Linked DNA regions of Homo sapiens: region 1 is linked to region 2. Evidence: chromatin loops called from intact Hi-C (ENCODE). Cell type or tissue: OCI-LY7. All regions are shown on one strand. Each heading gives the region's core, and the rest is flanking DNA. Links, peaks and the distances in the headings are about the cores only.

Region 1 (16,034 bases), core at 4,157-12,156, 190 kb after region 2:
TGGCCCTCAGTGCCACTCTTTCCCCCATCAGTTCCCTAAATTTATTTCATATAAGAGACCTGGAGAAGTTACACATTTCATTGATTTAATACTTCAGCTACCCACAGGTTAAAGCTATGCATGCTTTATATCCCCTCCAAGAAAAAAAAATAGATTCTTTTATTTTGGTCACAGAAAGCCTGAGTCTTCCATTTATTCCTTCAGCAAATAATTTAAGTGACAGATTTATAGTTATTTATTTATTTATTTGAATTTTCAGTGCGTAACATGTAACTGTCTTCCCCTTCCCATCTACCATCTTTCTCTTAGGTCCTTTATATTGTCGCAGGGTAGGGCGGTACCCAAAGTCTGCCTTTCATCCCAGTTGACCACAGGTTATAACTTACTTCGTATTTTAGAGATTCTTGCCAAACACTGCCAGATTTCCTCCCTTGAATGTTTAAACTTTCCCAGGTTTGCCCAATACAGACAAGAAAGAAGAGAGAATCACTGTTAAATTTCTGTCTACCCACCATGATGTATTTTATTTCAAATTACTGAGGTTATTGATCACAGCCTAAGAATAAACCATGTGAAGATTTTCCTACATTATGTTGTAGGTCTGCTGTATCTCATTTCTCTTTAACATGAAAATAATAAATTATATTCCTCACTAAATAACCTTGATTCACATCTAATTTTCTCTAGCACAAGACTGTAGCAACCACTAAATGGAGGCTCAGAGCAGTTTCATTCTGGTAACAAAAAGGAGTCTTTTTAGCTTTTCAATGCTAAGGAATAGGACCAGCAAATAAAAGATTTTTCTCCAGGTTTCAGCTGTCCGCTTATTTTTATGTTTTCAGAAAATTGCCCCTTTTCTTTCTTCCTTTTGCTTCTCTTAATATTCTTTCGGCAGAAAAGCTACAGAAAATTAGGTCTGGTTTTACCAATTAAAATAGCGATCTTTTGAAATATTGTTTAAAATTTTTTTAATTTTCCTATCAGGAACCCAGAGTTATACGATCAATTAAAACAAGCCTTTCCTTAGTAAGACAGTCCCAAGTTATCAATTTCCCTTTTCCATGAGATAAGTTTATTTCAATTGTCTTCCCTTGCTTTAAGATGAGGTCAGAGCCATCTCAGACCACTGGCAAATAACCTCAAATTTTATGGGGGAACAGAGTTTAAGGGTCTATTTCTTCTATCCCAGAAGGCCCTGAATTCTTAAGGGATCGGCTTTTTTCCCCAATACCTAGCTTTGCAAAGCAGGGATCTCAAGGAGTGGCAATTCTGATTTCTTAGTCCTGGGACAATTTTGGAAAGACAAAACATAAAATAGAAGCTTCTCTCTACTTGGCAGAACTGTACCTGGTGAGATTAAGTTACATCACCTCCACCGGCCCTTGACTTTTAAAATGTCTGCGAACTGCTCATATGTCTATGACTAAAGGGCCAGTGGATACCGAGATACTGCTTTGACTCTTATTTTCCCTAAGAGCTAAGAGCGTCTCCACCGTGGGAAAGCCTCTGGAGTCTCCCAGCCTCCTGCAGGAGACTCAGTTCTGTATCTCTGCCCCAAAATAGGCCCCAGGCCATGAGTTCTGGCTCTGGAAGCACTAAGGTAGAGCTGCCATCTTTGACTAAGGCTTCTGTCTGTGCCTCTGGGTTAAATGGTTTTACTTCATGCACTTACTATGCTGGACTTGAATTACTGGTGGGTTTTTGTTTGGTTGTGTTTGGTGGTTTTTTTTTTTTTTTTTTTGGAGATTTCTTCCTCTCTTTATTTCCCTTATGATATGGTTATGTATTTATTTTGTAGTCATTTTATATTTATAATGTCATTTTACATTTATATTGTTGTCATTTAAAATCATATTGGATCTATTGTTGTTGTTCAAGTGGGTAAATTTTTCTCAGAGATATCTCCAATAATAGATATTCATAAGATAAAAATCTTCTTTTTTTTTTTTTTGTGATGGAATCTTGCTCTGTAGCCCAGGCTGGAGTGCAGTGGCACGATCTCAGCTCACTGCAAGCTCCGCCTCCCGGGTTCACGCCATTCTCCTGCCTCAACCTCCCGAGTAGCTGGGAGTACAGGCACACCACCACGCCCGGCTAATTTTTTGTATTTTTAGTAGAGACAGGGTTTCACCGTATTAGCCAGGATGGTCTCAATCTCCTGACCTTGTGATCCGCCAGCTTCGGCCTCCCAAAGTGCTAGGATTACAGGCGTGAGCCCCGCGCCCGGCCAAAGATAAAAATCTTTATACAGTCGTGTGTCAATAAGGGGCAAATGTTCTGAGAAATGCATTGTTGGATGATTTCGTCATTGTGCGAACGTCACAGAGTGTACTTATGCAAACCTAGATGATATAGCCGACTATACACCTAGGCTGTATGGTATAGCCTATTGCTCCTAGGCTACAAAGCTGTACAGCATGTTGCTGAACTGAATACCGTCGGCAATTGCAATACAGTGGTATTTGTGTATCCGAACATACGAAAGGTACAGTAAAAATGTGGTATAAAAGATAAAAATGGGGCCAGGAACAGTGGGACACGACAGTAATCCCAGCACTTTGGGAGGCTAAGGCGGGTTGATCGCTCGAGCCCAGGAGTTGTAGACCAACCTGGGCAACATGGTGAAACCGCATCTCTACAAAATACAAAAATTAGCTGGGTGTGGTGGCACACGCCTGTGGTCACAGCTACTCAAGAGGCTGAGATGGGAAGATCAAGTGAGCCCAAAGGTCGAGGCTGCAGTGAGCTGAGACTGCGCCATTGCACTCCATTAAAATGGTACACTTGTACTGGGCACTTGCCATGAATGTGTCTTGCAGGACTGGTAGTAGTTGTTCTTGGTGAGTCAGTGAGTGAGTGGTGAGTCAATGTGAAGACCTAGGACATTACTGTACACTACTGTAGATTTTATAAATGCTATACACTTAGGCTACACGAAACTTATAAAGTATTTATTTCTTCAATAATAAATTAACCTTAACTTATTGTAACTTTTTTACTTTATAAACTTAATTTTTAAAAACTTTTTGACTCTTTTGTAATAACACTTAGCTTAAAACACAAACACCTGGCTTGGCATGGTGGTTTATGCCTGTAATCCCAGCACTTTGGGAGGCTGAGGCATGCTGATCACTGGAGGTCAAGAGTTTGAGACCAGCCTGGCTAACATGGTGAAACCCTGTCTCTACTAAAAATTTTAAAAAATACAAAAGTTAGCCAGATGTGGTGGCGGGCGCCTGTAATCCCAGCTACTCGGGAGGCTGAGGCAGGAGAATCGCTTGAACACGGGAGGCGGAGGTTGCAGTGAGCCAAGATCTCGCCACTGCGCTCCAGCCTGGGTGACAGAGCAAGACTCCGTCTCAAAAAACAAAAACAAACAGACAAAAAATCCAAAAGACCACAAACACCTGTAAAGCTGTACAAAAAACATTTTTTCTTTATATCTATATTCCATTAGCTTTTTTCTATTGAAAAGCTTTTTTTTTTTTTTTAACTTTTAAAACTTTTTTTTTTAAAAAATGAAGACACAAACACACACATTAGGTTAGGCCTAGACAGGGTCAGGATTATCAATATCACCATCTTCCACCTCCAAATCTTGTTCCACTGCAAGTTCTTCAGAGGCAATACCAAGTAGGAAGCTGTCATCTCCTATGATAACAATGCCTTCAAGAATCCCTTGTGAGGGCCTGCCTGAGGCTGTTTCACAGTTAACTATTTTGTAATAAGTAGAAAGAGTACACTGTAAAATAACAATAAAAAGTATAGTATAGTAAATACAAAACCAGTAACATAGTCATTTATTATCATTATCAAGTATTATGTACTGTACATAATTGTATGTACTATATTTTTACACAACTGGCAGAGCAGTAGGTTTGTTTAAACCAGCATCACCATAAACATGTGAATAATGCACTGGGCTATGTTACCACAGCTACAATGTCATTAGGTGATCAGAATTTTTCAACTCTATTATAATCAGTCTTATGGGACCACTGTCATCTATGTGGCTCATTGTCGACTACAATGTCCTTATGTGGCATGTAACTGTGTTTCTACCTTTAAATGTCAAGTACTTCATCTTTCCTTCAGTTATATCTGGTTGTTCATCAAGATTTTTAATGCATGTTTATAGTTCAAATAACTATTTCACTTGAGTAGTAATCCAAAGTGTGATGATCTAATATTCATATTCCTAGGCTACTTGACATAATGCAATTTCTTCTCAAAAGCCAATCCATTTGATATAGGACTAGCAATTCTACTGTGCTTAACTGTTAGTAAGTACTTTTACTTTCTCTTGCCTCATTGTGGTGAAATCCACACTCAAACATAGCCTTTTCAGGCTGGAAAAGGACCACACTGGGGTACTGTGCTGAGTTGCTAATGTCAAAGCTACCATTAGAGAAGTTTGAAAGGACTTTCTGGTAACCCAGTGTCACAAATGCTGTATTAAAATCACTGGTGAATGTAGATGGTGTACACATGGTATATCAACCTTATTCACTAGACACTGAATGGCACTTCAATCTCATGACGAAGTTTTATTAGGGCAAAATGCCCAACACTTTAGCATAGATACCTGCCAATTGCCTGCTTTCCACTGACTGACAGTCTTATTCCTCTAGCTGATTTGGTGTTCCCAACTTGCATTTCTCTAGCTTCTCCTTAAGCCCACCCATTCTGTAGGGCCCCTTCTATAGCCACCACCTGTGCCTCTCACTTCTGTGTCCTCCCTCAAAATACCTTCTCCAGTGCACCCACTCCATCCCTTATTCCTAAATTACTTTCCCACCTTAATCTCAGATCACATTCATCTCCATCTTCTGTTCTCCAGATGCTCTTACTTTCCCCCACCTCAACTCATTCACTACACTCACTATAGTAACTCACTACCCTCAGGATCCAGCCAGCTTTGTTCTCCTAGCTCACAGTCTTTGCTTTTACCACCTCCTACGATGGCCTCTTCCTCTACCATCCCTATTCTATCCTTCGGTTTCCATCCTTTCTAATTCCTATTCTTAGCTTAACTTTTTTTCCCAGATTCAAGCTCTCTTCTTCCCACACACCTGTGAGATACTCCCTTTCTGAGTGGTCCTTGCTTATCCCCACCTCTGGTTGTTCTCAGAAACTATGGACTGGGATAGCTAAGCTGACACATACTTTTCCTTGTGCCTTTTATTTTCTTCTATCTTTGAACTCAAATTTTTGTTCAGCTTTTTAATTAGGCATATGAACCTGTCATACTTACTTCACCTCACCTCTTATTTACTAGTTTTCTTTTTAAATAAGTTCATTTTAATAAAGTTTGGGGAAAATCTTAGGACACAACTTAGTTATTTCTCAGAGGATGCTGCTTACTGCAATAGTTTCCTCGGGCTGCTATAACAAAATAACACAAACTAGGCAGCTCAAACAACAGAACTTTATAATCTCACAGTTCTAGAGGCAAGAAGTCCAAGATCGAGGTGTCAGCGGGGTTTGTTCTTTCTGAGGGTTGTGAGGGAGAATCTGTTTCAGGCCTCTCCTCTAGTTTCTGGTGGTTTTCTGACAATCTTTGAAATTCCTTGTGGATGCATCACCAAATCTCTGCCTTCATGTTCACATGGTATTCTCCCTGCATGTGTGTGTATGTTCAAATTTCCATCCCCCTACTTTTTTTTTTGAGATGAAGTCTCGCTCTTGTCCCCAGGCTGGAGTGCAATGGCGTGATCTTGGCTCACTGCAACCTCCGCCTCCCAGGTTCAAGTGATTCTCCTGCCTCAGCATCCCGAGTAGATGGGATTACAGGCCCCTGCCACCACGCCCGGCTAATTTTTGTATTTTTAGTGGAGATGGGGTTTCACCATATTGGCCAGGCTGGTCTTGAACTCCTGACCTCAGGTGATCCACCCACCTCCGCCTCCCAAAGTCCTGGGATTACAGGCGTGAGCCACCACTGCACCCAGACAAATTTCCCGTTTTTATTAGAACACCAGTTATATTGAATCAGGGGTTCACTTTACTCCGTATGACTTCAAGTTAACTAATTACCTCTTTGATTACCTTATTTCCAAATAAGATCACATTCTGAGGTACTGAGGGTAGGATTTAAACATGAATTTTCAGGGGACTAACAGCTACTAACTAGTAGTATAGTAAATCACCCTATTCTCAACAAAGAAAGCATAACTGAGGGTAATATGAAGTCACTGCAGTTGTGACAAATCCCCACGCTCCAGTATTGATATTCATATCCCTCAGTCAGCTGTCTTGGATTCTGATGTTAGTTGAGCACTTTTGCATCAAATTGGCTGGAGATCTCATGTGAATTATTTAGCCTTTCAATTCACTCACATATTTTTTTTTTCTTTTTGAGTGCAACTCTATTTGGAGGAGGATCCCACTGGGCTAGTGATATGGTTTGGCTGTGTCCTCACCCAAATTTCATCTTGAATTATAGCTCCCATAATTCCCACATGTTGCGGGAGGGACCCAGTGGGAGATAATAGAATCATAAGGGCTGTTTCCCCCATACTGTTCTCGTGGTAGTAAGTCTCACGAGGTCCAATAATTTTTTTTTTTTTTTTTTTTTTTGAGACGGAGTCTCACTCTGTCGCCCAGGCTGGAGTGCAGTGGTGTGATCTCGACTCACTGCATCCTCCACCTCTCGGGTTCAAGAAATTCTCCTGCCTTAGCCTCCTGAGTAGCTGGGATTACAGGCGCCCACCACCATGCCCGGCTAATTTTTGTATTTTTAGTAAAGACGGGGTTTCACCATGTTGGACAGGCTGGTCTCCAGCTCCTGACCTCAGGTGATCTGCCTGCCTCAGCCTCCCAAAGTGCTAGGATTATAGGCATGAGCCACTGCGCCCAGCCATATTCTTTATTTTGTTTAAATATCTTGGATTAACTTGAACGTATTCTAGGTGTGTTCAAGTACTAATTGTGACATTAGGGGGGAAAAATCTATTAGGACTTTTTCCAGCAAAAGTCAAAAAGAAATTTTAAAATTAGTTGAACTGGGCAATGTCAGAAATATACCTAAAACAAAGTATTATGCTTTGAACTTGATTACTGGGACCTGCTAGGCACTCAACTATCACATTGTACTTCTTTTATTGTGATACTGTTTCTTGTTTGATTTTTATCATCTGGCTACCTTGTGCCTAGTTGTGTCTACAGAAGTTATTTCAATGCCTGACACATAGTAGGTATTCAATACATCGTTCTTGTTGGAAAAAACTTGAACAATATTTCCCTGGACATGATGCCATCCCAGTTATATTTTAGTAACTGAAGTTAGTACAATCCTGATCATAAACAATTCAGCTGATTCAAATTCAGAAAGGCTATGATTCCTGGTCCTTATGATTTTGGGGGATGTTGCTTCCCAAACTCAGTAAATATACAGTAACTCTTAATACAGTAACTGTTAGTACAGGTCTAATCATAACAGTTTGTTAATCTATATTAAATTAAAACGTGACTATCTTGGTTAACAGGAAAATAAGTTTATATTCACTACAAAAACATTCTGAATGGGATACGAAATGGCAATGCTCCAAATTTTGGCTCAAGAGAGGAATTAAGAAAGACTTTAGGATTCAAGGGCATTATCCGGCCCAGAGCCCCTTACAGCCTTTGCCAGGTTAAATAGGGAATTTTGTAGTCCTCCCTGTTGTCTTTTTAACATGGCGGGGAAGCTGGGTAATGTGCAGAGACGCTTGCTTTATTTGGTGAACTCACTCCCTCACTTTGGCACCAGCCTCAGTACTAAGCAAAGGCAGAAAACTAGGATACAATCGTTAACAGTTTCAGAATGGATCTTAATTTGGGGATTTTTCAATCAATTAATGTTTGTTTAGCTTCTACAAGGTGCGGATCCATAAGGAAGATATTAGGAAACATCTAATTGAAGCTTGAAGAACCAAAATGAGGAAGGCAGAATTAGGAAAGACCCTGTCCGGTGACGCCTCCCCTTCTGGTTTCCATCTGTGCCCCCTCTCAGGAGCCGCGGGAACACAAGCCTCGAGCAGGCAAAGTCTCTTTGGATTTGAAATACAAAACCGTTAAGTGAGCTCCGACCAGGTCGCCTCCCAGCTGTCGCCTGCTTTCTCTAAAGCAGTGATCTGGCAGCTGTTTGGAGAGTCTGAACGCGTTAACAGTTTTTGTTTTTCAGCGCATCCGTGTGCTATCTTCTAATTGGCCAGAAAAGCCATTAATGTGATGAAAATTCTGAATGATCTGTTTTGCTAGAAAAGCTTTTCACTCCACTTTTAGAATCCAACCACTTGATGATTCGAAATCACCGCAATGCCATGGAATGTAAAAACTGCTCTCGCCACGTCTAGAGACCGATGCCTCTTCCTCCGCTGGGAACATGGTTCATCTCCACTCTCCGATTTCACGGTTTTATTTGCCCTCTGGGACGCGCTGACATTGTTCTAAGCACATTTTCTAAGTGATTGTGTGAGTGTGGGTGTGTTTTGTTGGACTTGAAGGGAGTCTAATTTCTAGAAGTTCCTTTCAGGAGTCTGCCTTTACTGCAAAGTTGATGTATTCGAAAACACAGTAACTCTTAATGGCAACAGAATTTGTCACCTAATTAAGTGCAATTCGGTCATAAAAGAAGCCACAGAATCAGCACGGCTGGCTCTGTGGCTTAGTTGGCTAAAGCGCCTGTCTCGTAAACAGGAGATCCTGGGTTCGAATCCCAGCGGGGCCTTAGGGTGTGCGTGTTTTTTTTTCTTTCCCCCTTTAATAAGGGCCGTCTGTTTTTGTAAATTTATCACAATTTTTAGTCTATAATCCTTAATCACAATATCAAGTCCACTGCATAGAGCTTTAATCTCTCCAATCTCTCTTCATTACACCTGCATCCTCAAAGACTATTAGTTTCTGATGATCTCCCAGACAGTTATATTGGAATTTCACCAAACTCAGGGGTTCAAGTTCAATCACGGATAAAAAATCTCTAAAATAAAATTGTAAAACTTTTAATTCAAAACATTAAAAATATATTCTTCTGGTTTCTCAAACTCCATGTTAACCTTGCTTAAAGTCCACATGGATGAAAAATGGTTGCAATTTATGGAACATTTACTAAGTTGCACTTTGTGTATTTTCTCACATGCTTTTAATTCCTAGAATATTCACTGAAGTAAACATTATTATGCCAATTTTACAGATTAAAAATGAAGTATCAGAAGGAAATAAACTTGCCCAAATCTTACAGCTGATAATCAAGCTAATATTTAAATCCAATATTTCTCAGTTACTTAAGTCAAAGTTATTTAAGTCAAAGTCTTAAGTAACAAATAATATTATTTATAAAAACAAACAGTATCCAGTGTGATTTAGAATAATGGTTCTTAAAATTTTATGGCACATGAACTCATTACATTATCTAAAAAAAAATTTTGTCTATAAACACACAGACACACACACACACAGACTTACGGACAAATTTTGCATATTCTTTTGAGATTTTCTCTGACCTCCTTAAGTTCTTGGGTGTCCATGTGCCACTGAAAAAAATCCATGACTTTCATAAATCAATAAACAGTAAATCGCAAATGAATGTTCAGAAAAAATAAGCTGTTTTAGGGACAGGGGTCATATTTTATTTCTTGACATTGATTTTTATAGTACTATCACTCCCTTCCCTTGGTTGATTTAAAGTGGGTTATTAGAAGCAGATTTCCCAACAGGAGTGTTATGACTCTGAGCCAGCATGCCAGTTTCAAAAAGTTATATTTCTGGATGTGAGATCACTGAAGTGAATTCTGAAAAGAATTCTATGTGGTCCATAAACACCTCTTAAAGCTAACTTCAAGCAGTGGAAGATATGCCTTCATCTGTTTTATGTGATAATTACGGAACTCTAGTCATCCCCTCATTCATTCCCAAAATTATTAATTCTATGCCTACTCACACCAAGGTGTGGAAAGGTAAACTGAACAGGCCTGGTCTCTATCCCAAAGGAGATAAGAGCTTAGTTGGGGGTGGGTGAATGGATAGAAGTTATTTATATAATGACAAACATAACATTGTGGCTATGATAAGTGCTGCAAAAAAAGAATGACTGTGATTTAGAACACACCGATGGGATTTGGTTTCATCAGGGAGATAAGAAGAGAGTCTTCAGTTGCAAAGAAAGAGGACAGCATAGGAAAGGGAGACAGAGCATAGGAAAACCCAGGCAGAGGAAGTTGGACAAAGTGCATTGGACTGGAAAAAAGCTGGTATGAGTACAGTGGGAAGGCCATGGGCAAGCAGCCTGAGAGATGGGATGCAGAAGGATAGGACGAAACTGTGTCAGAATTTTAGAGGCCATGCCAAGGAGTTTTAATTTTATATTAAGAGCAACCAAAATCCATGTGTAATTGAACATAAACACATTTCAAAAATTATGAGTGAAGAAAAAAATATAAGGTTTCAGATGTATTCTCCTATTTATTGTGTTCTTTTCAGAAAATAAATTTAAAATTAACTAGAAAAGCAGATAACCAGTAACATAATCAGAAGTGGAGAAAGTATAAATGTAAGAAATACTTAAAAGGAATTGGCATCAAGTTTTAGGGGGAAAACCCCCCAATTGAGAAAAAGCCTATATCTGCAACCTCAGGGGAGTTATTGCTCACAAATGACTCCTTTTCCAAATGTTTTAAGAGTAAAACTTCATCAGACAAGTACATCAATGCCTTTGTTTAATTTTTGATTAATAAGAAATAATCCTATCCTCTTTCTCTTTACTTAATGGTGATGAATTCACTAAGGTTTCAATGAGAATTTAGTTGTGCTTACTGGGAGTTCTCTCGAAAGTTTAGCTTTCTATTCTGTTTCTTATATAAAGTTCCGAGCTGCCAGAATAAGAGAGGCTGGAGTCAAGTCCTCTAAGGTCTTTTCATCCCCAAGGTGAATTATCTAAGGAGCCTTAAAAGAGCTTTGCAGTCCCCTCACACTCAGCAAAGAGCTGAGTCAGTCTCTGTGCAAACTTAGCAAACAACTTCTAAGTTTATGTACTGGACCACAGATTGAAAAGTGAAGTGGCTCTCAACTCAATCCAAAGATGCTTTCCTCCCTCTAGTGAGAGCAATGCTCATTCAATGGATCAAGTCACACCAGAGAAAAATCTGTTCACATATAAATGCAGAGAAAAGGCTGGCAATAAAGTGACTGACTGTGCACAGGAGTGAAAGGAGCATGGAGTTGTCAGTGACAAAGTCTGTATGCATGTCCTGGATCCTTCACTACCAAATGTGGACCTTTGGTAAGCAACTTGACTAGCCTAAGGTCTATCTCATTCTTTTCTTTTTATTTTAATTTTTACTTTTAAAATAATTTCATTTTTACAGAAAAGTTGCATCCTTCACTCAATCTTCCCAAATATGGACCTTCTCTCATATGTATATCTCTTATGTATATATATATGTATACATATATATTTTATACATATGAGATATACTTTTAATCTCTTATACATATGAGATATGCCTTTATCTCATATACGTGTGAGATATACTGTTATCTCACATCTCATATGTATATATGTATACATATATATTTTATACATATGAAATATACATATGAGCTAAAAGTTCCTATATACATGTATACACACAGACACACACACACGCACACATACTAAACCATTTGCCATTTAAGAATAAGTTGCCAGGCATGGTGGCTCATGCCTGTAATCCCAGCACTTTGGGAGGCCAAGGTGGGTGGATCACGAGGTCAGAAGTTTGAGACCAGCCTGGTCAATATGGAGGAACCCCATCTCTACTAAAAATACAAAAATTAGTCGGGCGTGGTGGCGCGTGCCTGTAGTCCCAGCTACTCAGGAGGCTGAAGCAGAAGAATCGCTTGAACCCGGGAGGCAGAGTTTGCAGTGAGCCAAGATAGCGCCACTGCACTCCAGCCTGGGCGACAGAGTGACACTCTGTCTCAAAAAAATAATAATAATAAATAAAAATAAAGAAGAATAAGTTGTAGATATAATGATCCTTTACCCCTAAATACTTCAATGTATGTTTCCTAACAGGAAAACACCCTCTTACATAACCACAGTACAATGATCAAAATCAGAAATTAACATTGATACAATACTATTGTCCAATATATGGGCCTTATTCAGACTGTGCTAATTGTCCCTAAAATGTCCTTTTTAGCAAAAGAAAATCTTTGAGCATATGTTGAATTGTCATGTTCTGTAGCCTTTCTTTTTCTTTTATAACATTGGTATTTTTAAAATAGTACAGGACAGTTATTTTATAAAGTATTCCTCTATTTGGGTTAGTCTGCTATTTCCTCATGATTGGATTTAGTTTATGTATTTTGGGTAGGAATACCAGAGAGCTGACATTGTGCCCTTTTCAGTGCATTTTACCAGGAGATATTTAATGGCAGTTGTCCCATTACCAGTGGTATTAATTTTGGTCACCTGGTTATGACAGTGTTTGCCAGGTTTCTCCACTGTCATTAATAAGTATCCTGACTTTGAGACTATGTAAATATCCTGTTATCATTCAACTTTTATCAACTTAATTTAGCACCCATTGATGATCCTGGCCTGAATCAGTTAGAAGTATGATGGTTGCCAAATGATGATCTTGTAAATCCATCATTTATTTTACATTTACAAGTTATCTTTCTGCTATAGGAAAAAAATGTTTCCTTCCCCTCCCAGCCACCGGGCCCGGCCCAGTAATGTACTTTCTATTCAACAGTTGACTTTAAATATCATCACTTGTGGCCGGGCGCGGTGTTTCACGCCTGTAATCCCAGCATTTTGGGAGGCCGAGGCGGGTGGATCACGAGGTCAGGAGATCGAGACCATCCTGGCTAACACGGTGAAACCCTGTCTCTACTAAAAATACAAAAAATTAGCCGGGCGTGGTGTAGTGCCAGCTACTCAGGAGGCTGAGGCAGGAGAATGGCATGAACCCGGGAGGCGGAGCTTGCGGTGAGCCGAGATTGCGCCACTGCACTCCAGCCTGGGTGACGGAGCTAGACTCCATCTCAAAAAAAAAAAAAAAAATATATATATATATATGGTATATATTATATCATATATATATCATATATAGGTATATATTATATCATATATATCATATATATATGATATATATATATGATCACTTGTAAAATAGAAGGAATGAGAAATAAAATACTTGGTTTTCGCCTGGAAACCTAGAAGCACTGTGAAAAGATGAAAGAGATGTTGAAAAAACAAAGGGCAGAGGTGGAAACAAACAAATCCTTTTTTCTGCCTAACCTCCTTTCTTACCCCTCCCACTTTCCAGAAAAGGCTCCAGGGCCTGAGAGACCTTGGCAATAACAGTGAGCGGAAGATTTGCTCAGCAGCACGTACGTTGAACAAGAATCAGCGCTAAAACCTTAATACCTATTGGAGATGCCGGGGATCGAACCCGGGACCTCATACATGCAAAGCATGCGCTCTACCACTGAGCTACATCCCCACACATAGACCCTTGTTGTTCCAAAAAAAGTTTTTAAAAATATACTGTATTCGATCAATTTTTTTTTTCCCCCCAAAATTAGTTTTAAATAGTTTGTTGTGCAAGAATTGTGTGAATTTTGCAGGTCATGAATGTGAGAAAGAAGATTTAAATCAATGTCACTAAGTCCTTTAGAGTAATTGGAAACTCACCAGGCCCAACACAGAACAAGGGGTTGCAAAACTGGCTTTTATCTGAGCAGGACTATGTATATAAATCATTCAGATCCAGTCAATTGAAATGGCCAGAATAAAGAAAAGTAGAACCATAGATGGTTACAGCAAACCACTGGGAAATTTCCTGATGTATTATACAAAGTCTAACTGTAATCAGAAGCCAGTTCAGTGGGTAAAGTACTGGGATAGATTGATCTTGTAAGGCATACCCAGTCTTAGGTTTTGGGCTTGGAATTATCCACAAACCAACCCTCCGCCTCGTCTAAGAAGAAAAATCCCACTCAGTAGATTGGGTGAGTAAATCTGTATCTTGTTGAATAAAAAGCGTAAGAGAAATGTGAATATTCAAATATAAATCTGGGTTACAAAATGTGAGAAACAGAATTCAGTGTCAGGCAGTAGATCTCAAAATGTGGTCCTCAGAACAACAGCATCAGCATCACCTAGGATCTTACTAAAAATACAAATTCTCTAGGACTACTCCAGACCTATGAGTCAGGGACTGTGGAAGTAGGGCTCAATAATCTGTGTTTTAGTAAGCCCTGAGGGTGATTCTGGTACACGCTTATGTTTGAGAACCGCTGATGTAAGGTATTGATGAATACAACATTGCTGTTTCATTTTTTTTTTTTTTTTTTTTTGAGACGACGTTTTTGCTCTTACTGCCCAGGCTGTAGTGCAATGGCACGATCTTGGCTCTCTGCAACCTCCGCCTCCAGGGTTTAAGCAATTCTCCTGTCTCAGCCTCCCGAGTAGCTAGGATTACAGGCGACTGCCACCATGCCCGGCTAATTTTTGTATATTTAGTAGAGATGGGGTTTCACCATGTGGACCAGGCTGGTCTTGAACCTCGGACCTCAGGTGATCCACTCACCTCGGCCTCCCAAAGTGCTGGGATTACAGGCGTGAGCCACCGCGCCCGGCCTGCTGTTTCATTTTCTAACAATAACACAGTACTAAGGTGTTTCTAGCATTTAAAAATAAAATAATTTGACATATTAGACCTGAATTTTTATGAGTGTGTATTAAAATATTTAAACGTGTGAGGGAAATAAAAGTGATTTTTAATATATTGTGAAAATAGTATGTGAATTTTTAAAAATTACTTGTGTATTAGACAAACAGTAGCAGATATTTCTGTTTATATTTGAAAGCCTTTGAGCATTAAAGAATCTATCCACCATATTAAGAGAAGAGGAGGAGTCAGGAGAGAGAAAATTTGTTTCTGGACCTCAGTTATTTTCCCAATTTTGGTTGTTTTGAAGCAGCAACGTTTGTCTCAGTGCACATGCAATTTGGGCTTTAGAGAGGATGTCCACCAGCTGGCTTCCTAGAGAGTTTAAACTTTTGTTTCTTTAATGTGCTGTCCATGGCTGAGTTTATGCAGTAGTACATGGGTTTAGCAACCACAAAATATTTTACTAAGAAACTGTTTAAAAAATAAACAGTTTGGCCCTGCTCTTCTCCATAGAGCAAGGATAACATCGTAAAAGAATCCTATTTTTATTTTAATTATGCAATGCAAGGTGTCCTTGATAGAAGTCTTGAGATATGGTTTGATCTGTGTCCCAGCCCAAATCTCACGTCTAATTGGAGCAGGGTCCTGGGTGGGAGGTGATTGGATCATGGGTGCAGTTTCCACCTTCCTGTTCTCCTGATAGTGATATTAGATCTGGGGATCTGATCGTTTAAATGTGTGTGGCACCTCCCCCACCCCTCTGACCTGGTCCGTCCGGTAAGATATGCTTGCTTCCCCTTCACCTGCTGCTATGATTATAAGTTTCCTGAGGCTTCCCAGTCATGCTTCCTGTTAAGCGTGTTGAACTGTGAATCAATTTAAACCTCTTTTCGGGCGCGGTGGCTCATGCCTGTAATCCCAGCACTTTGGGAGGCCGAGGCGGGTGGATCACGAGGTCAGGAGATCGAGACCATCCTGGCTAACACAGTGAAACACCGTCTCTACTAAAAATACAAAAAAATTTAGCCGGGCGTGGTGGCAGGCGCCTGTAGTCCCAGCTACGCGGGAGGCTGAGGCAGGAGAACGGCGTGAACCCGGGAGGCGGAGCTTGCAGTGAGCCGAGATCGCGCCACTGCACTCCAGCCTGGGCAACAGAGCCAGACTACGTCTCAAGAAAAAAACAACAACAAAAAACCTCTTTTCTTCATAAATTACCCAGTCTCAGGTAGTTCTTTGTTCCAGTATGTGAACAGACTAATTAATCTTCGCTCTTGTGTTACAAGGGACACCTCATTTGAGATCAGTCTGCTGGCACTGCAATGAAGTGCTTTGTATCAGCAAACTGTACACTATTTACCTTTTTTTCTGTTCACAGCTGAGCCACATGTA
Region 2 (16,034 bases), core at 2,960-10,959:
CACGTTGGATAATATGTACTTATTCACAGTATTAAAGTCTTCCACTCCACAAGCACAGGATGCCTTTCCATTTATTTGTATCTTGTCTGATTTCTTTTAGCAATGTTTTGTAGTTTTTCCCGCACAAGTCTTTTACCTCCTTGGTTCAGTTTATGCCTAAATATTTTATTCTTTTTGGTGCTATAGTAAATGGGATTGTTTTCTTAATTTTCTTTTCAGGTTGGTCATTGCTAGTTTGTAGAAATGCAACTGATTTTTGTGTGTTCATTTTATACCCTGCTACTTTTCTAAAGTTGTTTATTAGTTGTAACAGGTTTTTTTGTGTGTGTGTGGGAAGGTCTTCAGGGTTTCCACATATAAGATCATGTCATCTGTAAACAGATAATTTTAGTTTTCTTTTCCAGTTTGGATGACTTTTGTTTCTTTCTTTCGTTCTTTCCTTCCTTTTCTTTTCTTTCAAGACGGGGTCTGGCTTTGTCCCCATGCTGGAGTACAATGGTGTGATCTCGGCTCATTGCAACCTCCACCTCCCGGGTTCAAGTGAACCCTGCCTCAGCCTCCCAAGTAGCTGGGATTACAGGTGCATGCCATCATGCCCGGCTAGTTTTTGTAGATTTTTATGGTTATGGGGTTTCACCATGTTGCCTAGGCTGGTCTTGAACACCTGGGCTCAAGCAGTGCACCCTCTCGGCCTCCCAAAGTGCTGGGATTACAGGCTGTAGCCAGCGCACTGGGGCTTTTTTTCTTGTCTAATTGCTCTGAGTAGGACTTCTAGTGCTATGTTGAACAGTAGTGGTGAGAGTAAGCATCCTTGCCTTGTTCTAGATCTTAGAGGAAAAGCTAAGGCCACTGAATATATTACCTGTGGGCTTTTCATGTATGGCTTTTATTAAGTTGAGGTAGTTTCATTCTATTCCTAGTTTGCTGAGTACTTTTTTCTTTTTTCTTTTCTTTTTTCTTTTTTTGAGTCGGAGTTTTGCTCCCTTGACCAGGCTGCAGTGCAGTGGCGCCATCTCTGCTCACTGCAAAGTCTGCCTCCCGGGTTCACGCCATTCTCCTGCCTCAGTCTCCCGAGTAGCTGGGACTACAGGCGTCTGCCACCATGCCCGGCTAATTTTTTTCATTTTTTTTAGTAGAGACGGGGTTTCACCGTGTTAGCCACGATGGTCTCGATCTCCTGAACTCGTGATCCGCCCGCCTCGGCCTCCCAAAGTGCTGGGATTACAGGCGTGAGCCATCGCGCCTGGCCGCTGAGTGCTTTTTTCATAAAAGTGTGTTGAATTTTGTTGAATCCTTTCTGTATCTCAATTGAGATGATATTTGATTATTGCCATTCATTTTATTAACATGGAGTATTATATAACCCTGGATATTTCACTCCCAAGAGTGCTAATCCTCTGACATTAGTCTTCGTGGTGATGCAGTTTTTGGTATGCCCCCAGTCACCCTGGGATGACAGTGGTGCTGGCAATGTTCTTTTTCACTCTTTTTCTGACCACACCCTACTGTTGTGTTTCAGTTATTGCTGACCAGTTGTTGTATTGTTTTCAACAATGCCTTGAGGTATAAATTCCTCTATGAACAAATCCAATCAAAATGTAGCTCCTTAAATGGAATAGTTTCTGATGTAAGTATTTGATATTTGTCCTGACTCCAAAAGGGTTCCTCCTACCTGTCTTATTTCCTGATTCTCTCCTGCATACTAGCCAGACTGCAGTTTAAGATCTATCTTTCTTAGATTCACAAATTTCCTCCCAATTACCTTTCATCAAAATCTCCACCATTCTTGAGAATGCCCTTAGCTTTCCACTTCTCTATTCTATGTTACAAATTAAATCAGTTATTTTGGGAAAGGATTGGAAGCTATCTACTTTTTGGCTCATTTATTTCTTCTTCTTCTTTTTTTTTTTTTTTTTTTTGAGATGGAGTCTTGCTCTGTCGCCCAGGCTGGAGTGCAGTGGTACAATCTCAGCTCACTGCAACCTCCACCTCCTGGGTTCAAGCGATTCTCCTTCCTCAGCCTCCATAGTAGCTGGAATTATAGGCACACACCACCAGGCCCAGCTATTTTTTTTGTATTTTTAGTAGAGATGGGTTTTCGCCATGTTGGCCAGGCTGGTCTCAAACTCCTGACCTCAGGTGATCTGCCCGCCTTGGCCTCCCAAAGTGCTGGGATTACAGACATGAGCCACCATGCCCGGCTGGCTCATTTCTTTCTATAGGAAAAATCTCTGAGCTAGGACTCTGGAGCTAGAGGTGGTAACAATTGCATGTTTCTCTTTGTGGAAGAAAAGTTCTAGATGCTGAACACTCAGTGGATGAAGTGCAGTAGTCTGAAATCCTCTTGGCTTGTATTTCCTGTTTTGAAGCCACTGCCTCACAAGCCGCAGTAAGAGCTATTAGCACCTTAGTATTCTCTGTGTGCCATGCTCAAGGTAGAGTATTAACTATGTAGGGGTGGCGGAAAAGCTTCCTCTCTGCCCACTGAAATTTGCTGAAAATGAAGTGACAAAGGCAGATTAATAAAAGAAAAAGACATACAAAATTTATTTAACATACATAAGCATGGGGTAATTGTAGGAGAGTGATTACCCAGTGTCCCAGTGAAGTTCAAATACATATATGCCCTTCTTCATAGGGGAAGGAGAGATTGAAGCTGATCATTTAGTATTCCTTTTTACAGTGACATTATATTGATGTACCATAGTTTTCTCAAATTGACCCTTTTGTCAGACATTTGGATTGTTTCCTTTTTTTTGTTTTTTTTTTTTTGAGATGGAGTCTCGCTCTGTCTCCCAGGCTAGAGTGCAGTGGCATGATCTTGGCCCCAGCCTCCCTAGTAGCTGGGGCTACAGGCACGTGCCGCCACACCCAGCTAATTTTTTGTATTTTAATAGAGACGGGGTTTCATCATGTTAGCCAGGATGGTCTCAATCTCCTGACCTGGTGATCCACCTGCCTCAGCCTCCCAAAGTGCTGGGATTACAGGCATGAGCCACCGCACCCGGCCTGGATTGTTTCCTTCTTTTGCTTTACAAATAGAGTTGTGATGAATAGTCATGCATCTGTTTTCCTTTTTATTTATTTAGTATTTATTATTATTATTATTATTTGAGATGGAGTTTTGCTCTCTCACCCAGGCTGGAGTGCTGTGGTGACATCTTGGCTCACTGCAACCTCTGCCTCCTGGGATTCAAGCAATTCTCCTGCCTCAGCCTCTTGAGGAGCTGCAATTACAAGTGCCCGCCACTACACCTGACTACTTTTTGTATTTTTAGTAGAGGCAGGGTTTCACTGTGTTGACCAGGCTGGTCTCAAACTTTTGGCCTCAAGTGATTTGCCGGCCTTGGCCTTCCAAAGTGTTGAGATTACAGGCGTAAGCCACTGTGCCTGGCCCTTTTTATTTTGATAGTATATATTAGGGATAGCTTTTTAGAAGTGGAATTTGTGGGTTAAAGGGTAAATAATTATACATTTTTTCTAGATACTGCAAATTTTCTGCCCTTGGAATTATACCATTTTCCATTCCCACCAGTACTCTATGAAAAGACTAATTTCTCGGCAACCTTGACAACAAAGTATGCTATCCAATCTAATTTAGTATGTCTTTCACTTATTATGAGTAAAGTCAGGGTATTTGGGGTATCCATCACTTTGAGTATTTATCATTTCTATGTGTTGGTTTCAGGTTATCTCTTATAGCTACTTTGAAATATACAATACATTGTTGCTAACTATAGTCACCCTACTCTACTATCAACATTAGAGGCTGGCTGTGGTGGCAGGCACCTGTAATCCCAGCTGCTCAGGAGACTGAGGCAGGAGAATCACTTGAACCTGGGAGGTGGAGGTTGCAGTGAGCTGGGATGGTGCCACTGCACTCCAGCCTGGGCAAGACAGCCAGACTCCAACTCAAAAAAAAAAAAAAAAAAAAGAACCTATACCTTCTATCTAATTATATGTTTGTACACATTGACCAACCTGCCTTTGTACGCAGCTCCAATGCACACACCCTTCCCTGACCCTGGTATCTATGATTCTACTCTCTACCTCCATGAGATCAACTTTTTAAACTCCCACATATGACTGAAAAGATGTGAAATTTGTCTTTCTGTTTCTCGCTTACTTTATTTAACATAATGACCTCCAGTTCCAATTACAATGGATTATATTAATATCTTTCCTAATAATGAGTGATCTTTACACTCCTGGAATAAACCCTACTTGGACATCCTGTATTACTGTTTTAAATGTGCTATTGTATTCTGTTTGCTATAAATTTTATTTAAGATTTAGGCATTACATTTCATATATTTCATATGTGAAATTGACCTGTAGTTTTCATTTTTAGTGCAAACTGAAATGTTATACTAACTTTATAAAGTGCTAGTGTCTATGCTTCGAATAATTTAAGTAGCATCATGATTTTTTGATATTTGACAGTTTGGTAGGATTTCTTTATGAAAGTATTTGAGCTTGGTGCCCTTTTTATTGAGTATGCCTGTTAAACTATTTTTCTTAACTGGTCTGTTTAGACTTTCTGTCTCTACAAGGGTTAGTTTGAGTATGCTACATTTGTCTAAAAAATCCACTAAGTTTGCCAGTTATTTGCTAGTTGTGTTATGTTATCTCTGATGATTTCAAAAAAGGTCTTCTGTGTTGATGATTATTTCCTCCAGTTCTAATTTTGTGTATTTGCACTAATTTTCTCTTTGTTGGCTAGAGGTTTGTCTATTTTGTTGACTTTCAAATATCCACCTTTTTTGTATCTTTATTAGTTATACTTTGTTTCTAACTCATTCTCTGAATTTGTCCTTACAACCCTTCCTTCCTCATTCTTTTGGTTTATTTTGTTGTTCATTTAGTAGCATCTTGAGCTGTGTTTGATTCATTTGTTATTTTTTGTTATCGATATAGGTATGTGAGGAAATAAATTTCCTTCTGATAAATGCTTTAGCTCTATCTCACAGATTCTATGTCACATTTGCACTTTTGTCCCTTTCAAGAAATTATGTAATTAAAATTTGTATTTCCTTCTTGACTCGAGTTGTATTATAGCATGCTTTAAAATTTTCAGGTGGAAGTGACTTTTATTTTTTATTTTATCAATTTCTAGTTTTATTGCATGATGGTCAGAGAATGATGTTTGTGTTATTTCTATACTTTGGAACTTACTGAGGTTTTCTTCTGTGGTCCGTTTTCATGAATGTTTCACAGGTACTACAAAAGAATGTGGTGCGGAGAGAGAGGTATACCGGACCCGAACTCTCTCGCCACACTCTTCCTCGTTCCTTGATTATTTCCGGTAATGCTCCTGAATCCACATTTTTATGAAAAAAAAAAAACCACTTTATTCTTCTTGTATGCGACCCTCTGCAAACTGTTTTTTTTAAATAAAGTATTCAAGTATGATTGACGTCCCTTTAATCTCAGATGGGCTGATAATAGGATTGGATAATTCTGTTATTCACCACATCCCCTTATCTTGTCTTTCTGCCCATTTAAGCTACTCTCCCAGTGTTGGCTGAGACCCTGTGGGTTCCTTGGGCTGGGAGGCAGAAGCCCGGAGCTCAGAGGATGAGGTTGGTGAGCCAGACCCGGCACACGGAGGGCTTGATGAATCGTTCATGCGCGTGTTGAGTGTATACCGCCCTCGTATCGTTTTCTGCCAATCGGGACCGGACCGGGAGCGGATTCTGCCCGAAAGGGGGCGCGATCTGGCGGGTGCTCCTCTTCCTCGCTCCCCAGTCCGCGCCTCGCTGGGCTCAGCACCCCGGCCCCCGGCGGGACGGAGGCTCGGGTCCAAAGCAGTGGCTGCACCGACACGAACCCGTCTGCGTTTCTCCACCTGTCTTCCCTCGCCACCTGCATCTACTATGGTCTCTAAATGCCTCGCTTTGTACTTTGTGGCTTTCTGGCAGCCCTTTAAAGCAGCGGTGAAAGAAAGGAGAGAGTCAAGACACGGGAGAAAATGTTTCATCCCGGGTTCTTCTAGTGGTGCCCGGTAAGTGACTCCGGACTGACGAGCAGAAAAATCCCAGGGCCATCAATAGAGGGCCTTCGGTGTAGAATGCGGTTTGCTCAGCTGTCAGCAAAGAGGGACGCAAAACCTAAATTTGAGATATCAGAAATAACTAAATAAAATAGACCTTGGCTGATTACAACTAATGGTTCTGAAACCTAGCAAAAGGGTCAGATTCTGATCTTGAATATACTCTCGAGAGAACCGTTTCAGTACGGGGGTGTAGCTCAGTGGTAGAGCGCGTGCTTAGCATGCACGAGGCCCCGGGTTCAATCCCCGGCACCTCCATTCCTTTTGCTTTTAATTTTTTTCCCATTGCTTTACTTTATTTTCCTTGCTTAAACAGAAAGTAACCCTATTTCACAACGGTTTTGCCATTAATATTAGTGCTGTTCCATTTCTACTCCTCAGCCTTGACACGACTCGGGGGACTGCCTAAGCAAAAGGTGGAAAAGATGGAGCTGGAAGACAAAGACGGCTCCGGATTCCAAAACTTCAATGGCGTCGCCAAATTGACGAGCTCATTAACCTTTGGAGTATTGTTATTTAAAAAGTAGGAAATAAAAGATAAATGTGGAAATATTTAATAAAAGAAAAACGTAAGCTCTCAATTTTCTTTATTACTTTTTTTTTTTTGAGACGGAGTCTCTCGCTCTGTCGCCCAGTGGCACGATCTTGGCTCACTGCAAGCTCCGCCTCCCGGGTTTACGCCATTCTTCTGCCTCAGCCTCCCGAGTAGCCGGGACTACAGGCGCCCGTCACCACGCCCGGCTAATTTTTTCTATTTTTTTGGTAGAGACAGGGTTTCACCGTGTTAGCCAGGATGGTCGCGATCTCCTGACCTCGTGATCCTCCCGCCTCGGCCTCCCACAGTGCTGGGATTACAGGAGTAAGCCACCACCGCTCCCAGCCGATTTCCTTTATTTTTTTTCTGGTCCTTGTTTAGCCATGATCCATCGCAGGCTGAGCCCTGACAAACGCAAAGCCTTCCAAACTGGGAAATTGAGAAAGTTATTTTCATCAATGAATGTAGAGGCGTCACACTTCTGCCGAAATAGCTCCACTGGGAAGCATGCTCTGCTGAAGATCTCAAAGTTCACGGACTGATTTCCAGTTTTATTCTGTCTTCACTCCTGCCGGATAATTTGACTTCCCTTAGATGACGTTACAGAAGTAATTTTACCTAAGACAGGTGCGCCCTCTATCGTAAGGATATCTTTCAGACTCTTGGTCCACACAAGAGTTGGTGGCACCGGAGAGCTTGTTAGAAGAGCGAAATCTCAGCTTCACCTCAGACGTACTGAACCAGAAGTAGCAATTTAACAAGATCCACAAGAGATTCTTTTGCACATTTAAGAAGCAATATGACGTGCTTTGACGTGGATGGAGTAAGGGTGTATAGTATAAATACGCGGCTGTGTTTTTTCCCCCAATTTTCTATTCTAACAGAAAACATAATTGCAAAAAATATATATTTCTATTGCTGAATCATTTTTGTGTTCTAATCATTGACTCTGTTCCTTGCCTCTCTGGCAATATTGTACTTAGTAATATTTTTTGAATCACTATTCATGATTGAATATGATGTGAAGTTTTCATTTTCTTTTTTTTTTTTCTTGAGACGGAGTCTCACTCTGTCGTCCAGGTTGGAGTGCAGTGGCGCGATCTCGACTCACTGCAACCTCCGCCTCCCGGGTTCAAGCGATTCTCCTGCCTCAGCATCCCGAGTAACTGGGACAACAAGCGCGCGCCACCGCGCCCGGCTAATTTTTTATATTTTTTTTAGGGACGGGGTTTCACCATATTGGCCAGGCTGGTCTCGAACTCCTGACCTCATGATCCGCCCGCCTCGCAAAGTGCTGGGATTACAGGCATGAGCCACCACTCCCGGCCTTTATTTTCTTTTTCGCAAGTTTTGCAATAAAGGCTGTGCTAACTTCTAATGTAAACTGGGAAGTTTGTATCCTTGCTCTGAAACATTTTAAATAGAATAAGACCTTGTAATCATTCCAGAATACACAGCCCTCTTCTCATCAGCTACCACCAAATCTTCAAGAACTTTTGTATTAACACCACTTTGTATTCTAAGCCCTGTGATAGATTTTAAAGATCCAAAACCCTTTGCTAACCCTAATGAAAGTGTGAGCTGAAGGATATCTCAAGAATTGGGAAATCCTTGGTTTCCGATATAATATCAGGCCACCTCTGTCCCTGTGAAGTGATTAGGAAATTTTCAATGGAGAAAATAAGTTCCAAAAGTCATTCTTTCTCAGATTAAGATGTCTTGGGTTTCAGTTTACTTCTTTAAAGAAAGATTCAGAGTTAGTACTGAGGACCCAGACTTTCTTGATGTGGGAAATAGATAATTTTCTGTTCTGTTGACATTTTTTCTCTCTCTTCTCTCATTTTCAAAGTACAGTTCCACAATGTCTCTTTGCCACTTATACTCACTGTGGCAGAAAAAAATTATTCACAGGCTTCAATCATGGGAATCAATTTGCAAAGGAATATAGTAAAAGCATGAGGAAAATTATCATGAATTATTACCATTGCTTTATGCTAGGGCTCAGGCCCAAATGGAAATATTTTTTTCTGCTCCCCACAATAGACTTCTTTAAGGAAGTCCACCTCTGTAATTTAGGGTAGAAATGGATAGGATGCAAAAACCAAGAGTTTAATATAAGAAAGCTATAGAAAATATAGGATGGAGATTTCAAAAACATCTTGGGACAATGAAAACAAATGACATATGACAGATAGAAGTACTTCTTTGAGAGCAAACAGTGCCTATCTTTGGCCTAGGACAATAGTGAATCATTTTAAGGTACATTGTAGATGAATTTTGGAAATTCAACTATATTTTATTTTGGGGTTGTATACTTCAATGAGATCATATTTTAAAAAAATTTTTCTCCACAGAGAAATTAAGGACCTCTTTCAAAAATCAGCTGGGCATGGTGGCGACCACCTGTAATCACTGCTACTTGGGAGGCTGAGGCAGGAGAATTGCTTGAACCTCGGAGGCGGAGGTTGCAGTGAGCCAAGATCATGCCACTGCACTCCAGCCTGGGTGACACAATGAGACTCCATCTCAAAAAAAAAAAAAAAAAATTAAGGACTTCTGAGAGGAATGAGGACGTGGCCATGCGTGAGACCCTGGGTGAATGTGTGGGAAGCGGCAGGTGGGCAGGACCATTGGCTGCACAGTGATATGGAAGCAGACACAATCCATCAGGCCATGTAGTCAATCTGACTCAAAAGGTAGAGTTTTATTCTTTTCAAAGACATATTTAATTGAAGAAAAAAGATTATTTAACCCTTTACTGTCTAGTTCAGGAATTCTTTTTTAATATTCAATCAAGGTGGGAGACTTACAACAGTGTAATCAAACCTCCCTCTCCCTGTCAACAAATCAAGATGTAAATCCCAAAGAATATAGAGTGAATTCAATTTCTAGATTATCATATAAGAGCTCCTTACATGAAAACTATTACTCCACCTTTTTGTCAACTTTAAGAAAACAGTACTCAACCAGTTACAATCTTCTCTCTGGTTGTAGATTGTCTAGAGATGTCATTCGCATGTCTGCAGGCTCCCTGAGCAGAGTAATTGAGTATGAATGAGTTCTATCTCCTGAGATAAATGGTTGGTTCATCAGAAAAATCTCATATATTTGGAACTCATCCTATGTCTCCCCATGCATAGATATTTCTGAATGCTTACAGAAACTTAAACAATTCTCACAGTGTTCTCTGTACTTTGGGGCAAACAGAAAAAAAAAAAAAAAGAAACACCTCCTTGTGGGGAACTTCTGGTAATCTAACTGGTATCTTGGTTTCTTCAGGTGCAAGTTAGAGAATAATTACATGATGACTCTGGAAACAACTTTCACACCATCAAACAGTCTAGATAATTTTCTTTCTTTCTTTCTTTCTTTCTTTTTTTTTTTTTTTTTGAGACAGAGTCTTGCTCTGTCGCCCAGGCTGGAGTGCAGTAGCGCGATCTCGGCTCACTGCAAGCACCGCCTCCTGGGTTCACGCCATTCTCCTGCCTCAGCCTCCCGAGTAGCTGGGACTACAGGCGCCCTCCACTACACCTGGCTAATTTTTTGTTTTTTGTTTTTTTTTTTAAGTAGAGACGGGGTTTCACCGTGTTAGCCAGGATGGTCTCGGTCTCCTGACCTCGTGATCCGCCCGCCTCGGCCTCCCAAAGTGTTGGGATTACAGCCATGAGCCACCGCGCCCGGCCAAAACAGCCTAGATAATTTTTCTCACATCCTCCCAGCACTTTCACGCGCGCGCGCGCGCACAAACACACACACACCAGAGCTTGTAGAGTTTTGTGGGTGACACTTAAATACCCAATTTCAGTGAAACCTGCCATTATGTTTCCTCTTACCTATTCCGCTATCCCTATGAGCCAACAGAGAGAAATTCTGCCAAACCATAAGGTGTTCCCAACCTCGAAAGGGGCTCAGCAATATGCTTACCAATATAGGTAAAGTCATACATAAGGAGAATGAGAATGAAGATGAATGAGAAAAGATAACACCTACTGGGAAACTAGCCAGGAAATGAGACTTTCTGGGTCTTTTGTGAAAGTTTCAAGGCCATGGTGACAACCAGTGTGAATTCCAGGGTTGAAGATCAGCTAGGAAGAAGTTCATTTTTTTGCTTTTCACAACTATCAGTAAGTAAGTTTCTGATCTTCATATCTCAAAGGACACTTTGAGTTCTCATTGTACTCACACTGTATTGGTGCCTTCTACTCACTCCCACCTCCACGTATTCAGATCAGAGCACTGGGCTAAGTTCACTGTGTTTCACCAATGGGCAGGATCCTACGGAAGAATATGGTAAGTTCAACACGTTCCCAAACAAACTCACCTCCTCCTCCTAATATCTTGTCCATTCCTTCAAAGAACAATAAGCATCTCTATTCTGCTTTTTTTCCTCCTGTTTGTTGAGGCTCTCTTTTATGGATTCCCCACTTTCTGGCTTGCTCTATAAATCCAATAAGTCTTTGAATCCTGTGTCTAGCTACCTATGAATGTGCTTTCAAAATTTCAAAGTTTTTCTCCATCCTTGAATCTGCTATTTATTTCATGTCTTGAACATTATTCTGGGCTACTCCATGAACCTCCTCAGTTGCCTTCATGCTGTAGTACAATCAAGAACCCCTTGGCAATGAATAACAGGTTGCATGTGGTTTTCATTCTCACCTGGGGTTTTCTCATCAAAGTTTTGCTCTTACCATTCCTGTGAAGCAAACAGCAATAGCAGAAGTGCTTTATTCAGGAAAAAGCTGGTCAGTTTTCTAACGCAAGTTTCCAGTATTCTGCGTTCCATTTCAAGCTTTATTTGCCAAAACTTCAATATCCCCCACAGCTGGGGGTCTTCCAACTTAAAATGGTCACAAATCCTGCTTCTAAACCCAACACTTAGTGCTAAAACAATGAACACAGGAATGGAGACCCACAGAATATAACGAGATATTCCTTTATTTTTCATTTTATTTAATTTTTTACATCTTTAGATTGGAGAAATACCTTTTTAGGGTTTTTGGGTTTTTGTTTGTTTGTTTTTTGAGACAGAGTCTCACTCTGTCCCCAAGGCTGGAGTGCAGTGGCGCCATCTCCGCTCACTGCAGCCTCCACCTCCCAGGTTCAAGAGATTCTCCTGCCTCAACCTCTGAGCAGCTGGGGTTACAGGCACGTGCCATCACGCCCGGCTAATTTTTGTATTTTTAGTAGAGACAGGGTTTCACCTTGTTGGCTCGGCTGGCCTCGAACTTCTGACCTTAAATGATCTGACCGCCTCCAACTTCCAAACTGCTGCGATTACAAGCGTGAGCTACCGTGCCCGGCCACCTTTTTAATTTTTAAGTTATTTTTTATTTCCATATTTTTATTGTTTTCATATACTGCAATAGTACTTGGAGGACGACACAAATATCTCTTGGCATGAGGAGATGTAGTTCAGTGATAGAACGTGTGCCTTACATATAGGAGGCCTCAGGTTCAGCTCCCGAGAACCTTCAACGGTCAGTTTCCGAGTTCTTAATACCACTCCTTAGTACAAAGCACATTCAGGTGTCCTACTCTCTTTTCGTTGCCTGTCACATGAGAAGTAAACACGTGACCCCAAGACGTTAATTTCTGTTTTTTTTTTTTTTTTTTTAGAGATGGAGTCTCACTCAGTCGCCCAGGCTGGAGTGCAGTGGCGTGATCTCGGCTCACTGCAAGCTCCGCCTCCTGGGTTCACACCATTCTCCAGCCTCAGCCTCCTGAGTAGCTGGGACTACAGGCGCCTGCCACTATGCCTGGCTAATTTTTTTTTTTTTTTTTGTATTTTTAGTAGAGACCGGGTTTCACCGTGTTAGCCAGGATGGTCTCGATCTCCTGACCTCGTGATCCGCCTGTCTTGACCTCCCAAAGTGCTGGGATTACAGGCTTGAGCCACCGCGCCCGGCCTCTTTTTTTTTTAAGATTTTTTTTTTTAATCATTATACTTTAAGTTCTAGGGTACCTGTGCACAACGTGCAGGTTTGTTACATATGTATACATGTGCCATGTTGGTGTGCTGCACCCATTAACTCCTCATTTACATTAGGTATTTCTCCTAATGCTATCCCTCCCCTATCACCCCACCCCGCGACAGGCCCCGGTGTGTGATGTTCCCCACCCTGTGTCCAAATGTTCTCATTGTTCAATTCCCACCTATGAGTGAGAACGTGCAGTGTTTGGTTTTCTGTCCTTGTGATAGTTTGTTCAGAATGATGGTTCCCAGCTTCATCCATGTCCCTACAAAGGACATGAACTCATCCTTTTTTATGGCTGCATAGTATTCCATGGTGTATATGTGCCACGTTTGTTAAATTCAGTCTATCATTGATGGACATGTGCCTTACATATAGAAGGCACATTTGGGTTGGTTCCAAGTCTTTGCTATTGTGAATAGTGCCACAATAAACATACGTGTGCATGTGTCTTTATAGCAGCATGATTTATAATCCTTTGGGTATATACCCAGTAATGGGATGGCTGGGTCAAATGGTATTTCTAGTTCTAGATCCTTGAGGAATCGCCACACTGTCTTCCACAATGGTTGAACTAGTTTACAGTCCCACCAACAGTGTAAAAGTGTTCCTATTTCTCCACATCCTCTCCAGCACCTGTTGTTTCCTGACTTTTTAATGATTGCCATCCTAACTGGTGTGAGATGGAATCTCATTGTGGTTTTGATTTGCATTTCTCTGATGGCCAGTGATGATGAGCATTTTTTCATGTGTCCATTGGCTGCATAAATGTCTTCTTTTGAGAAGTGTCTGTTCATATCCTTTGCCCACTTTTTGTTGGGGTTTGATGGGGTTGTTTGATTTTTTCTTGTAAATTTGTTTAAGTTCTTTGTAGATTCTAGATATTAGCCCTTTGTCAGATGGGTAGGTTGCAAAAATTTTCTCCCATTCTGTAGGTTGCCTGTTCGCTCTGATGGTGGTTTCTTTTGCTGTGCAGAAGCTCTTTGGTTTAATTAGATCCCATTTGTCTATTTTGGCTTTTGTTGCCATTGCTTTTGGTGTTTTAGACATGAAGTCCTTGCCCATGCCTATGTCCTGAATGGTATTGCCTAGGTTTTGTTCTAGGGTTTTTATGGTTTTAGGTCTAACATTTAAGTCTTTCATCCATCTTGAATTAATTTTTGTATAAGGTGTAAGGAAGGGATCCAGTTTCAGCTTTCTACATATGGCTAGCCAGTTTTCTCAGCACCATTTATTAAATAGGGAATCCTTTCCCCATTTCTTGTTTTTGTCAGGTTTGTCAAAGATCAAATGGTTGTAGACGTGTGGTATTATTTCTGAGGGCTCTATTCTGTTCCATTGGTCTATATCTCTGTTTTGGTACCAGTACCATGCTGTTTCAGTTACTGTAGCCATATAGTATAGTTTGAAGTCAGGTAGCATGATGCCTCCAGCTTTGTTCTTTTGGCTTAGGATTGTCTTGGCAATGCAGGCTCTTTTTTGGTTCCATATGAACTTTAAAATAGTTTTTCTCCAATTCTGTGAAGAAAGTCATTGGTAGCTTGATGGGGATCGCACCGAATCTTTAAATTACCTTGGGCAGTAGGGCCATTTTCATGATATTGATTCTTCCTATCCATGAGCATGAAATGTTCTTCCATTTGTTTGTGTCCTCATTTATTTTGTTAAGCAGTGGTTTGTAATTCTCCTTGAGGAGGTCCTTCACATCCCTTGTAAGTTGGATTCCCAGGTATTTTATTCTCTTTGTAGCAATTGTGAATGGGAGTTCCCTCATGATTTGGCTCTCTGTCTGTTACTGGTGTATAGGAATGCTTGTGATTTTTGCACATTGATTTTGTATCCTGAGACTTTGCTGAAGTTGCTTATCAGCTTAAGGAGATTTTGGGCTGAGATGATGAGGTTTTCTAAATATACAATCATGTCATCTGCAAACAGGGACAATTTGACTTCCTCTTTTCCTAACTGAATACCCTTTATTTGTTTCTCTTGCCTGATTGCCCTGGCCAGAACTTCCAACACTATGTTGAATAGGAGTGATGAGAGAGGGCATCCCTGTCTTGTGCCAGTTTTCAAAGGGAATGCTTCCAGTTTTTGCCCATTCAATATGATATTGGCTGTGGGTTTTTCATAAATAGCTCTTATTATTTTGAGATACATCACATCAATACCTAGTTTATTGAGAGTTTTTAGCATGAAGGGCTGTTGAATTTTGCCAAGATGTTAATTTCAATATTACGTTATTTAGACTTCATGAGCCTCAAAACCACTCAAGGCAGTTGGCAGAGTAGAATAAGCTTGTCATTGATTAGTTTCCTATGGCTGCTGTAACAAATTATCTCAAATTAGATGGCTTATAACAACAGAAATTTATTCTTTCACACTTCTGGAGGCCAAAAATCTGATATGAGTGCAGTAATGTGCTACATGTTGACATTTTAGTAAACCACAGACCACATATCCTACGGTGGTCTTATAAGATTATAAAGGAGTTGGCTGCGCACAGTGGCTCACGCCTGTAATCCCAACACTTTGGGAGGCCGAGGCGGGCAGATCACCTCAGGTTGGGGGTTTGAGACCATCCTGACCAACATGGTGAAACCCCCATCTCTACTAAAAATACAAAATTAGTCGGGAGTGGTGGCACACACCTGTAATCCCAGGTACTTGGGAGTCTGAGGCAGGAGAATTGCTTGAACCCAGGTGGCAGAGTTTGCAGTGAGCCAAGATCCTCCCATCGCACTCCAGCCTGGGCAACAAGAGCAAAACTCTGTCTCAAAACAAAACAAAATAAACTACCTGCTAAATTCTAATATAAATTGGGGAATTTGTATCTTTGTCTCAGCCTAGCAACATTTAAAATGGAATGGGAACCATTTGAGAAACACATATCGTCCAAATCTTGACATTATTTCAGAACACGGTCTTGCCTCTTCCTCACCTCAACAACCAATCAGCAACAGTGGAATATATATGTGTGTGTGTGTATGTGTGTGTGTATATATATGTATATGTACATATGACAAAAATTATTTCTCTAAACTATTTGATAATGATTTTCAGACATTATATCTTTTTATTCCTAAATACTTCAATGTGTATTTCCTAAGAACAAGGTCAATTTCTTACCACAGCACAATTATCAAATTTAGAGAACTTAACATTGATAAAATAGTATTCTCTAATATACAGTCTATAAAAATTTTAATTGTATCAATAAAATCTTTTATAGGAATTTCTCTCCCAAACTAGGTGCCATTTCAGAATCACATATGAATCTAGTTGTCTTGACTTTTCAGTCTCCTTCACTTTGGAACAGATTCTTAATCTTCTTGTCTTTCATGAATATGTTTTTGAAGAGCATATGCCAGTGGTTTTGTTGAATGTTTCTTAATTTGTGTAGTCATGGTTACATTCAGGTCATGGAAATGTCACAGAAATCATGTTACCCTCTATCACACCAAGAGGCATGTGATGT

Evidence for each region. Peaks named below come from ENCODE experiments on the same cell type or tissue, not always from the same donor. Only the 100,000 strongest peaks of a DNase experiment are listed, where the experiment ranks them.
Region 1: it touches region 2 in a loop (6-fold over the local background); 2 of 110 quality-filtered maps call a loop at or near these places.

The regions. Positions count from the first base shown.
Region 1 is chr6:28,640,883-28,656,916 of GRCh38, reverse strand. TRT-CGT3-1 (tRNA-Thr (anticodon CGT) 3-1) reads left to right here and starts at 8,637; the gene lies at 8,637-8,710. LINC00533 (long intergenic non-protein coding RNA 533) reads left to right here and starts at 2,442. Exons shown (of 3, transcript NR_135285.1): 1 at 2,442-2,485; 2 at 7,851-8,021; 3 at 8,266-8,631. It overlaps LOC105374996 (a long non-coding RNA gene), which reads right to left. Exons shown (of 3, transcript XR_926657.3): 2 at 9,445-9,512; 3 at 3,683-3,742. TRA-TGC2-1 (tRNA-Ala (anticodon TGC) 2-1) reads right to left here and starts at 13,472; the gene lies at 13,401-13,472. In OCI-LY7, for the core only: no CTCF peak of the experiment used is centred there; DNase peaks (open chromatin) are centred at 7,746, 8,096 and 8,646; H3K4me3 peaks cover 1,977 bases; H3K27ac peaks cover 1,604 bases.
Region 2 is chr6:28,828,720-28,844,753 of GRCh38, reverse strand. It overlaps TRA-AGC2-1 (tRNA-Ala (anticodon AGC) 2-1), which reads left to right and starts at 6,239; the gene lies at 6,239-6,310. LOC124901296 (a long non-coding RNA gene) reads left to right here and starts at 5,731. Exons shown (of 2, transcript XR_007059539.1): 1 at 5,731-6,004; 2 at 6,434-7,513. RefSeq lists enhancers at 5,451-6,442, 6,443-7,434. In OCI-LY7, for the core only: CTCF peaks have their summits at 3,300, 5,477, 5,686 (motif pointing right) and 7,228; DNase peaks (open chromatin) are centred at 3,233, 5,693, 6,213, 7,243 and 1 weaker place; H3K4me3 peaks cover 3,206 bases; H3K27ac peaks cover 1,896 bases.